Regions from separate parts of the Homo sapiens genome. Here region 1 is linked to region 2. Evidence: chromatin contacts called from ENCODE Hi-C or POLR2A ChIA-PET data. All regions are on one chromosome and are shown on one strand. The core of a region is the stretch at or near the end of the contact, and the rest is flanking DNA. Distances in the headings are between cores, read along the strand shown.

Region 1 (4,275 bases), core at 750-3,249, 44 kb before region 2:
TTTATTTTCATAGATTGAGAAGTTTTGTACAGAGAATTAAAAATGAAATTATTTATAATCTGGGTTTTGTGTCTTCAGCTGATGGATGTGCTGACTAGTGAGAGTGCTTGGGCCCTCCCCCAGCACCTAGGGAAAGGCTTCCCCTCCCCCTCCGGCCACAAGGTACACAACTTTTAACTTAGCTCTTCCCGATGTTTGTTTGTTAGTGGGAGGAGTGGGGAGGGCTGGCTGTATGGCCTCCAGCCTACCTGTTCCCCCTGCTCCCAGGGCACATGGTTGGGCTGTGTCAACCCTTAGGGCCTCCATGGGGTCAGTTGTCCCTTCTCACCTCCCAGCTCTGTCCCCATCAGGTCCCTGGGTGGCACGGGAGGATGGACTGACTTCCAGGACCTGTTGTGTGACAGGAGCTACAGCTTGGGTCTCCCTGCAAGAAGTCTGGCACGTCTCACCTCCCCCATCCCGGCCCCTGGTCATCTCACAGCAAAGAAGCCTCCTCCCTCCCGACCTGCCGCCACACTGGAGAGGGGGCACAGGGGCGGGGGAGGTTTCCTGTTCTGTGAAAGGCCGACTCCCTGACTCCATTCATGCCCCCCCCCCCAGCCCCTCCCTTCATTCCCATTCCCCAACCTAAAGCCTGGCCCGGCTCCCAGCTGAATCTGGTCGGAATCCACGGGCTGCAGATTTTCCAAAACAATCGTTGTATCTTTATTGACTTTTTTTTTTTTTTTTTTCTGAATGCAATGACTGTTTTTTACTCTTAAGGAAAATAAACATCTTTTAGAAACAGCTCGATACACACAATCTTCAGTGTGAAGCAATATACTAATAAGAACACTAGTCGTCTTAACATTTACAGTCTTCATATATATTATATATATGTATATGTATACATATATATACACTATATAACGAGGCCAGATATAATACACACGTTTACCATTTTACAGTCATATGTACAGGAAGTTGCTAGGGCGGCCCTGGGCTGGGGGCTGCGTCAGGCCTATCGAAGCGTGGACAGAGCTGAGGACACGGACGGACAGGCGGACGGACTGGCAGGGACTGGCCCGGGCCGGTGGTGGCTGCGTGGACAAGTGGCGTCGCGGTAGCCCCTTACCCGGCAAAGGCCCGGTTGGGGCTCTGTTGCGGGCGCACGACGCACGGCGGCGACACACGGGAGAAGCGAGCATGTTCCCAACATATATACATTCTATGTAACATATATATAGAGGGGTACACAGGTTTTGTACACGAAATCTAGCGCTGTCCCTGCTCCCGTGCAGAGTAGGCGCGGCGGTCCCTGGTGGTGCACAACGGTCGCGCGTCCGCCGGAGCCGGAGGTGCGTTCTGGCCGCTTCTTGGGTTTTGCGCTCCCAGGCTGGGCTCCAGGGGTGGGGTGGAGGACTGGAAAGGGGACAAACAGAGGCCAAAGGGTGTCCCAGTCCCGCCCACACTCGGGGATCCCGCAACCCCTAACTGAGCATAGCCCAGGTCTACCCCGGCTTTGCCCGAACCGCACGAGAGATCTGGCAAAGGCTGGGCGGGAAGGCCCCTGGACGCGTTCCGCACGGTTTGTTCCAAAGGCTCCGGCCTCTCCAGTGCCGGCCTAGCCCGCTCTCAGAAAGGCTTCCTTTCTCCCCCGCCTAGTCCACGGAGCTAGGAGCCGCCCTCCGCCTCTTCCAGTACTGTTTCGACCCCCACCCCCAAGCCCAGGGCTCCCAGCTGCACGCCACGACCGACTGGGGTGGCGGCAGCACCCACGTGGAATGTGTGCCACGTCGTCTTGAGATTCCAGAGGGAAAGTGTCCCCAGGACAAAGCCGTCTCCCACCCTCGCCGGAGGCTGAGCGCCCCGGGGAGTCTGGCCGCTCCGCGGGCTCCCCCTCCGCAAGCCTGGCCCCTGGGGTGGGCAAGAACGCCCTGTGCCGTCCGGTTCCGGGAGCAGGCGGCTCCGGAACGGGTTTTCCTCCCAACCCGGGGCCGCAAGTCTGAGCCCTAGGCGGCCGGATCCACGATCCGGGACCCGGATCAAGGATCGGCTCTGGACCAGCGCTGGGAGCAGCTCAAAGGCCCGGGGGCTGCGCAGGCGGCTCCTCTCCTTCGGCGGCGGGCGGGCAGGCGGGCTCCGGCGGCTCCTCCGGCCGTTGGGGTGGATTACTACGGCAGCCTCTGCAAAAGACGCCCGCCCGCCAGTTACCGACGACCTCGGACTTCACAGTCCATAGGCCCCGCCCCCAGTGTGGGCCCCCCGCCTAAGCCCCAGACCCAGGCGACCCCAGAGCGCGGCTGGGGTCTCCGCCCGAGGCCGTCGGCACCACCCCTTCTGGCCCCACCCCGTCCAGCTTCACCTTCACCTTCGCCTTCAGCTCCGTGCCACCGTCCCGCGCCCCCGCCTGCCCCACTCTGTCACCTATCTTGGGGAGCTGCAGGGAGGCCGTCCCAGGGACGCCCTCCAGCCCCTGGCTGCCCATGCCCCGACGCCTGCGGGTTTTCGGCGGCGGCGGCGCGCAAGTGGACAGGGACCTGAGCTGGACGGCGGCGGGGGCTCCTGGGGGTGGGCGGGGAGAGCTCCCTCCCCTAGGGCTGGGCCCTGCGGGGCTGCGCAGCCAAGGGGGCCCAGGGGACTGTGAAGGAGGTGCGAGGTGGGGCTCCTCTCCCGCTTGACACCCCTCGCCCTACAAAACACTGTGGTCCCCTACCTTATGTTTGGGACATTTCAAAGAAAAGTTCTCTTCGATGAATATGCAACCTGTGACCAAAGAGAAGTTTCGGTGGTTAGGACAGGGTGGGGGCCCCACAGCTGTGGGGTTTTGTCTGCAGCCAGGAGGGGAGCCGCACTGCCCGCGAGGCTCCAGACTGCAGGGGCTCTTTTCAAAGAGTTAATCAGATTCTGCACAAAACCCTCCACACTCCACTCCACTCCACGGCGCGGGTGCGGCCCCTGGCCTGGCAGTCTTGACTCACCTCACCTCCTCCGCGGAGAGCTTTTCCCCCTGAGTTCCACGTGCCGCCCCTCCTCACTTGAGGCAGTCCCTCAGTCCCTCCCTCCCTCCCGCCTTACTCTGCCAGCCACACTTGTCACTGCCTCCTAAGAGACTGGCCTGTGTGATCTTGTCTTGCTCCTTGTTTCTTCCCCACTGGCAGGCAAGCTCCCAGAGGGCACCAGCTCTGTCTTCTTCCCTGGATGTATGCCCAGCCCCTGGAAGAGCTCACTAACTTCCAGTGAGCATGTCATGAACCCCTGTGGACGGACTGGTAGTGGTGTTGCAAGCCTGGATTTGAGCATCTGCTACTTCTCTGAGCCTCAGTCTCCACATCTGTAAAATGGGCATTATGCCACCTACTGTATGCCTATCATGGAGATTGAGGATGGGAGTGTATAGAAACCATCTTGGCAGCAGCAGTGGCTCATGTCTGTAATCCCAGCACTTTGGGAGGATGAGGTGAATGAATCGCTTGAGCCCAGGAGTTCAAGACCAGCCTGGGCAACATGGCAAAACCTCATCTCTATCAAAAATACAAAAATTAGCCAGCATGGTGGCGCATGCCTGTAGTCCCAGCTACTCGAGAGGCTGGGGCGGGAGGATCACTTGAGCCTGGGAGGCGGAGGTTGCAGTGAGCTGTGATTGTACCACTGCACCCCTGCCTGGGCAACACAGCCAGGCCCTGTCTGAGATGAAATAAAATAAAATAAAATAAAATAAAATAAAATAAAATAAAATAATAAAATAAAATAAAATAAAATAAAATAATAAAATAAAATATAAAATAAAATAAAATTTAAAAATAAACCACCCTGCACATGTGTGGCATGCAGTGGGCGCAGGAGGCAGGGGCAGAGAGGACAACCAAGCATGGCCAGTGCTTATGCCCACCTAGGCCCAGGAGGTGTTGCTATCTCAGGGAGTCTCCACTCCCCTGCCTACTGCCACCTAGGGAGAAGCTGGCTTTTCCCCCAGGGACCCCCCAGTCTCTAGTCCCCTTCTCGGCTCCCCTCCCCCAAAGCCTCACCAGCCACTGTTCTGAACAAACCCCAGACCCAAAAGTAGCTGGAGGCTGGTGCTCTCTCCAACACAATCTTCCTGTTCACACTGGAGGTGGCTCTGTGCAATGGCATCATGACAGGGTGGTGGCCAGAAGGCAGGGCAGGGACAGCTCTGCAGCCCTGAGGGCAGGGCTGGGTGGTAGCAGGCCTCTCTGAGGCGATCTGCCCTTGTCTCCAGAAGCTGGAGTGCCACGGACCTGGAAACTGCCATTCAGGGCCAGCAGCTAGAGATGT
Region 2 (3,956 bases), core at 1,151-3,650:
CCCAGTGTGTCTGGCTGCAGGTCAGCAGGGCGCAGGCTACCCTGCCCATCCTGGCTGGCACTCCACACAGCCCACTTCCTGCCCTTGACAGACACACCGTCGCCCTGACAGCCCCTCACGTGATGGTCAGAGCACTGCCTGGCCCTATGTCTGGCGTGTAAACTGGGCAAGCCACCTGGCCTCGCTGGGGTACTGTTCTCCTCTGAACCAAGGCCCATTCAGTCCTGCCTTCACCCTCCAAATAGCTATTGAGCACCGTGGATGTGTGGGGTGCCCTGCCAGTCTGCCCTAGGGATTAATCCTCTTGTTAAGAGTGGCCTCAGAATTTGTGGGGCTCAGTGCAAAATGAAAATGTAGGGCCTCTTGCTCACAAAGTAATAAAAACTCAAGATAGCAACAGCAGAGCAGCATGCACCAAGCACAGGCCATTTCTGAGCGCCAGCCCTGGGCAGCTGCACAAGTTAAGGGCCACAAAGATAGTCCTGGCTAGACCATGGGACCAGGTGCCACCCCCTGACAGTGTCCCCTACGTCCCAGGCATTCTGCTGAATGCTGCAAGAAGGTCATGATTTAATCCTCATATTACACCTGTGACATCACAGATACCAGCAATCCTCAGGGTAGCAACAGTTCCTCTTTACTGAGCACTTATTATATGCTAAGAGTTCCACTTACATTAAGCCAATGAACCATCACAACCACCCGGTTCTGGAGCTTAAGAGATAGGGGTTCAGAGAGGCAAAGTCATTTGCCCAGGATCACGAGATGGGAAAGTGCTCAAGGCTGGAGTGAGCCCACGTTTCTGAGCTTACCGGCTCAACTACGTACTTGGTGGCAGTGCCAGCCCTGTGCCCACCCTGCCACAAACATCACCAGGCCCACCTGTGAGTAGCAAGGCTGGAATAACAAGGCCACCATTGCAAGGAAAACACTGAGACTCTTGGCGGGAGCCTGAGAAATGTCCTTCAGTCTCTCCCTGCAGAGAGGCAAAGGCTGAGGCTTAGGGAGGGCGATGACCCCTGAAGGATCACAGCACACAGCAAGCCTTCCAAACCCCAGTCCCCACAGCCCAGCTTCCAAAGACATTTTTTTTCTGACCTGCCAAATGCTCATGATCTGAAGCACAATGGAAAAGGCAGGATGCAAAAGCAGGCATTCAACACAATCCCAATTTTCTTAAACAAACTGGGTGGAAATGCACGAAAGTACTAACATCAGTGTGTTCTCAGCAGAGGGGCTGGAGCTGACTTCATTTTCTTCTTTACATTCTTTAGTATCTTTTTTTTTTTTTCAGCGAGTTTTTTTAAAAAGACCAACAGCTCTGAGTTTTCTAGAATGAATGGGAACAGGAATTTGTAGAACCAAATTCTGGTTAATGGAGAGTTGCCATAGATACGGTGTGGGGATTACACATTCCCCAAGATCCAGAGCATAACACAATAATTCTGGGCCTGCTGTGGCCTAGGCCTCTCTTCCCTTCTTTGTTGAGGATTCAGTAGGCTCCTCAGGCCCCGGGGTCCTCCCTGGGACATTTCCACCTGGCTCGTTGGGGAAGTCAGTGCTCTGGACGGTGTGCACCCCAGCAAAGGGCTGTGGGGGGTTCCTGGAGCTGGGAGTTGACTGGGCCAGGGCTCATTGGGAAGCATGTCCATGTGTGTGCTATGCCCTCCTGCCCAGTCTCCACTCTGGCCCTCACTGGTCCCTGCCCCACTCCGCCCTCCCCTCCCATCTGAGACCTCCCTCAGACTCACACCACCCCACCCTCTCCTGCTCGCAACCCATGGGCTTCCAAAGCCACAAGACCAGATTCCTGCCCTCCCCTGAGCTGGCCCCTGCCACCATCTATCTCCAGCACCCGCAGTGCTCTCCCAGGCCTCAGAGACAGTGGCTCCTTTCCTGCCTCCACACCTTTGCTGTCTGCTGCCTGGAGCACCGATTCCTGTGCCAGGCTGTGGCCATCACATGGGGCCTAACAGTGCCGCCGCCTGTGCGCCTGCCTGTCATCCCCAGCAAACCCTACCACGCTGCCTGCTGGGGTCCCCGCCCTGGGCCTCGCACAGTGCAGTGCTGGGGAATCCATCAGCAGTGCTCTCCGCCTGCCTTGGAGGTGGGGCTGGGTTGAGGCCCCAGCACGCCCCAGTGCTGACGCCCAGAGTTCGGCAGACAGAGCAGAGCCACCTCCTGCCCAGAGAGCACCCTGGGTCTCTGGCCTGAGAAGAGCTTACAGCTCCTTAATAGAAGCAGGCCTCGGACGCGCCTGAGTGACACCACGCCTGGCTGAGAGGTGGTGGCTCGCATCAAAGCCTCATTTTTCTTCTTCCTGTTAGGCGCTGAAACAATTTACATAGAGCGCCCCACATGTGTCTGCGACAAAGATGCATCTTTCTCATAACTGGCAGGCATCCTCCCTCGGCTTCCCAGACACCCCCATCAATGCCTGGCCCCCTTCCTTAGGAGTGGGGGTCTCAGAGACATGAGGCTTGGGGAGGCCAGCCAAAGTAACAACTAGGCCATATGTTTCTTAAAAACAAAACCCAACAGCCCTTAAGGGCTTGGGGGTGGGGAATGCATCCTGCAGGACCAGGACAGCTGCACGGGACACTACAATGTGAGTTCACAAGAAGGCCGCCTGGCTGCTCAGGGGCTGGCCTGGGCACCTCGGAACCAGGCCTGGACCCCAGGTCTTCCCTGTGATGAATCCAAGTTCAAAGGCACCAGCTCCAGCACCTACCGCTCAGGCTGGGAGGCTCCAGGGGCAGCTCCCAAGAAGCCCTGTCTTCTAGAACCAGAGCCTGAAGCCCCACCATTCTCCTGGCTTCATTCCAGGCAAAGGATTACCCATGCTTGGCTTCTAAGAAATGCCACACCCCAAGAGGGTAACAGGGTAAGTCTTACCACCCCTGTGAGCGATCAGCACTGGGGCCCTTCATCCTGTGTGTCCAAGAGTGGGGAACAGAGGCAGGCTGAACCCCAGCCCGAGGCCCCAGGGCAAGTGGTCCCCTCCCCTGACTTAAAAGATGGGCCGTCTTCCCTCTTGTGAAACGGGTGACTTGCAGGGAGATTCCTCACACGTGTACCTGGTGGAAGTGAGTTCAGTGCATTCAAATATTATACAACTATTCTTGCCTGTGTACTAGAATGTGCTATAACACCACCGTGTGACTCACACAGTAAGGCCTACGTCTTGCCGTTTGGGGCTGCACACTCAGCCTCATGTGTCTGGGCCTTGCTTTACACGATTTTCATCTTGTGTGTACAATACAGACCCCCAAGTCGCCTGGAAGACAAGTCCACGCTGGGGATGTTTCTGGATTCTGAGGTGGAGGAGCCCTAGGGCTGGGCCCACATACCTTCCCCTCCACCTCCTGCCTGGACTGTACCTCGGTCTCTTCTGTGTGTCCAGTAGAGGCTTCTTAAATGCAAATGAGACCATGGCAGTTCCACTTCCAAGGCACACATTGAATGGGAACTCCACATACAGGAACCAAACAATGTGTTGGAGAATGTTCACGGCAGGTATATTCACAAGATCCTCCAACTATTTTAGTTTTCAAAAAAATGTTTGAGAGATGAGGTCTTGCTATGTTGCCTGGGCTGGTCTCAAACTCTCCTCCCGTCTCAGCCTCCCAAAGTGCTGGGAATACAGGCGCAAGCCACCGAAGATCCTCCGATTATAAACAATCCAAGTGTTCATCAAAAGTAGGAGGGAGAAATAAGCTGTGGCATATGCACACAATAGAATACTACACAATAATGAAAAACCACTGCCACACACAGCACAGATAGGTCTCATAAATAGTAAAAGAAGAGGAGGCCAGGCGCGGTGGCTCATGCCTATAATCCCAGCACTTTGGGAGGCCGAGGTAAGCAGATAGCTTGAGGCCAGGAGTTCAGGACCAGCCTGGCCAACATGGCAAAACCCTAAAAATACAAAAATTAGTTAGGCGTGGTGGCAG

The links. A loop is a pair of places that touch in the nucleus more often than their neighbours do. ChIA-PET counts read pairs that join two places held with the same protein, here RNA polymerase II (POLR2A). Pooled maps may share reads with other maps.
Region 1: a pooled map shows a loop between it and region 2 (2.9-fold over the local background). The contact joins the enhancer-like site here to the promoter of RAI1-AS1 in region 2. A Hi-C loop is called at or near these places in 13 of 168 maps with a recorded cell type or tissue (CD4-positive, alpha-beta T cell, CD4-positive, alpha-beta memory T cell, CD8-positive, alpha-beta T cell and 6 more), 5 of 37 single-sample maps with no recorded cell type and 15 of 50 pooled maps. POLR2A ChIA-PET finds 5 or more read pairs at or near these places in 6 of 52 experiments (AG04450, H1, K562 and 3 more).

Annotation. Positions count from the first base shown.
Region 1 is chr17:17,807,860-17,812,134 of GRCh38, reverse strand. It overlaps RAI1 (retinoic acid induced 1), which reads right to left. Exons shown (of 6, transcript NM_030665.4): 5 at 2,696-2,745; 6 at 682-2,165. The coding sequence ends at 2,154. It overlaps SREBF1 (sterol regulatory element binding transcription factor 1), which reads left to right. Exons shown (of 19, transcript NM_004176.5): 19 at 1-801. Among named protein-coding and RNA genes, the nearest start is that of MIR6777, 3.5 kb to the left of the region's middle. RefSeq lists a silencer at 3,044-3,093. Within about 2 kb of position 1,999, at least 15 of the 41 ENCODE cell types and tissues checked have a DNase peak (open chromatin) inside an H3K27ac peak, as active enhancers do; they include ovary, where a contact is called at or near this core.
Region 2 is chr17:17,764,746-17,768,701 of GRCh38, reverse strand. RAI1-AS1 (RAI1 antisense RNA 1) reads left to right here and starts at 2,400. Exons shown (of 2, transcript NR_130894.1): 1 at 2,400-2,884. The region is part of intron 2 of RAI1 (retinoic acid induced 1); the gene reads right to left. RefSeq lists an enhancer at 2,377-2,436.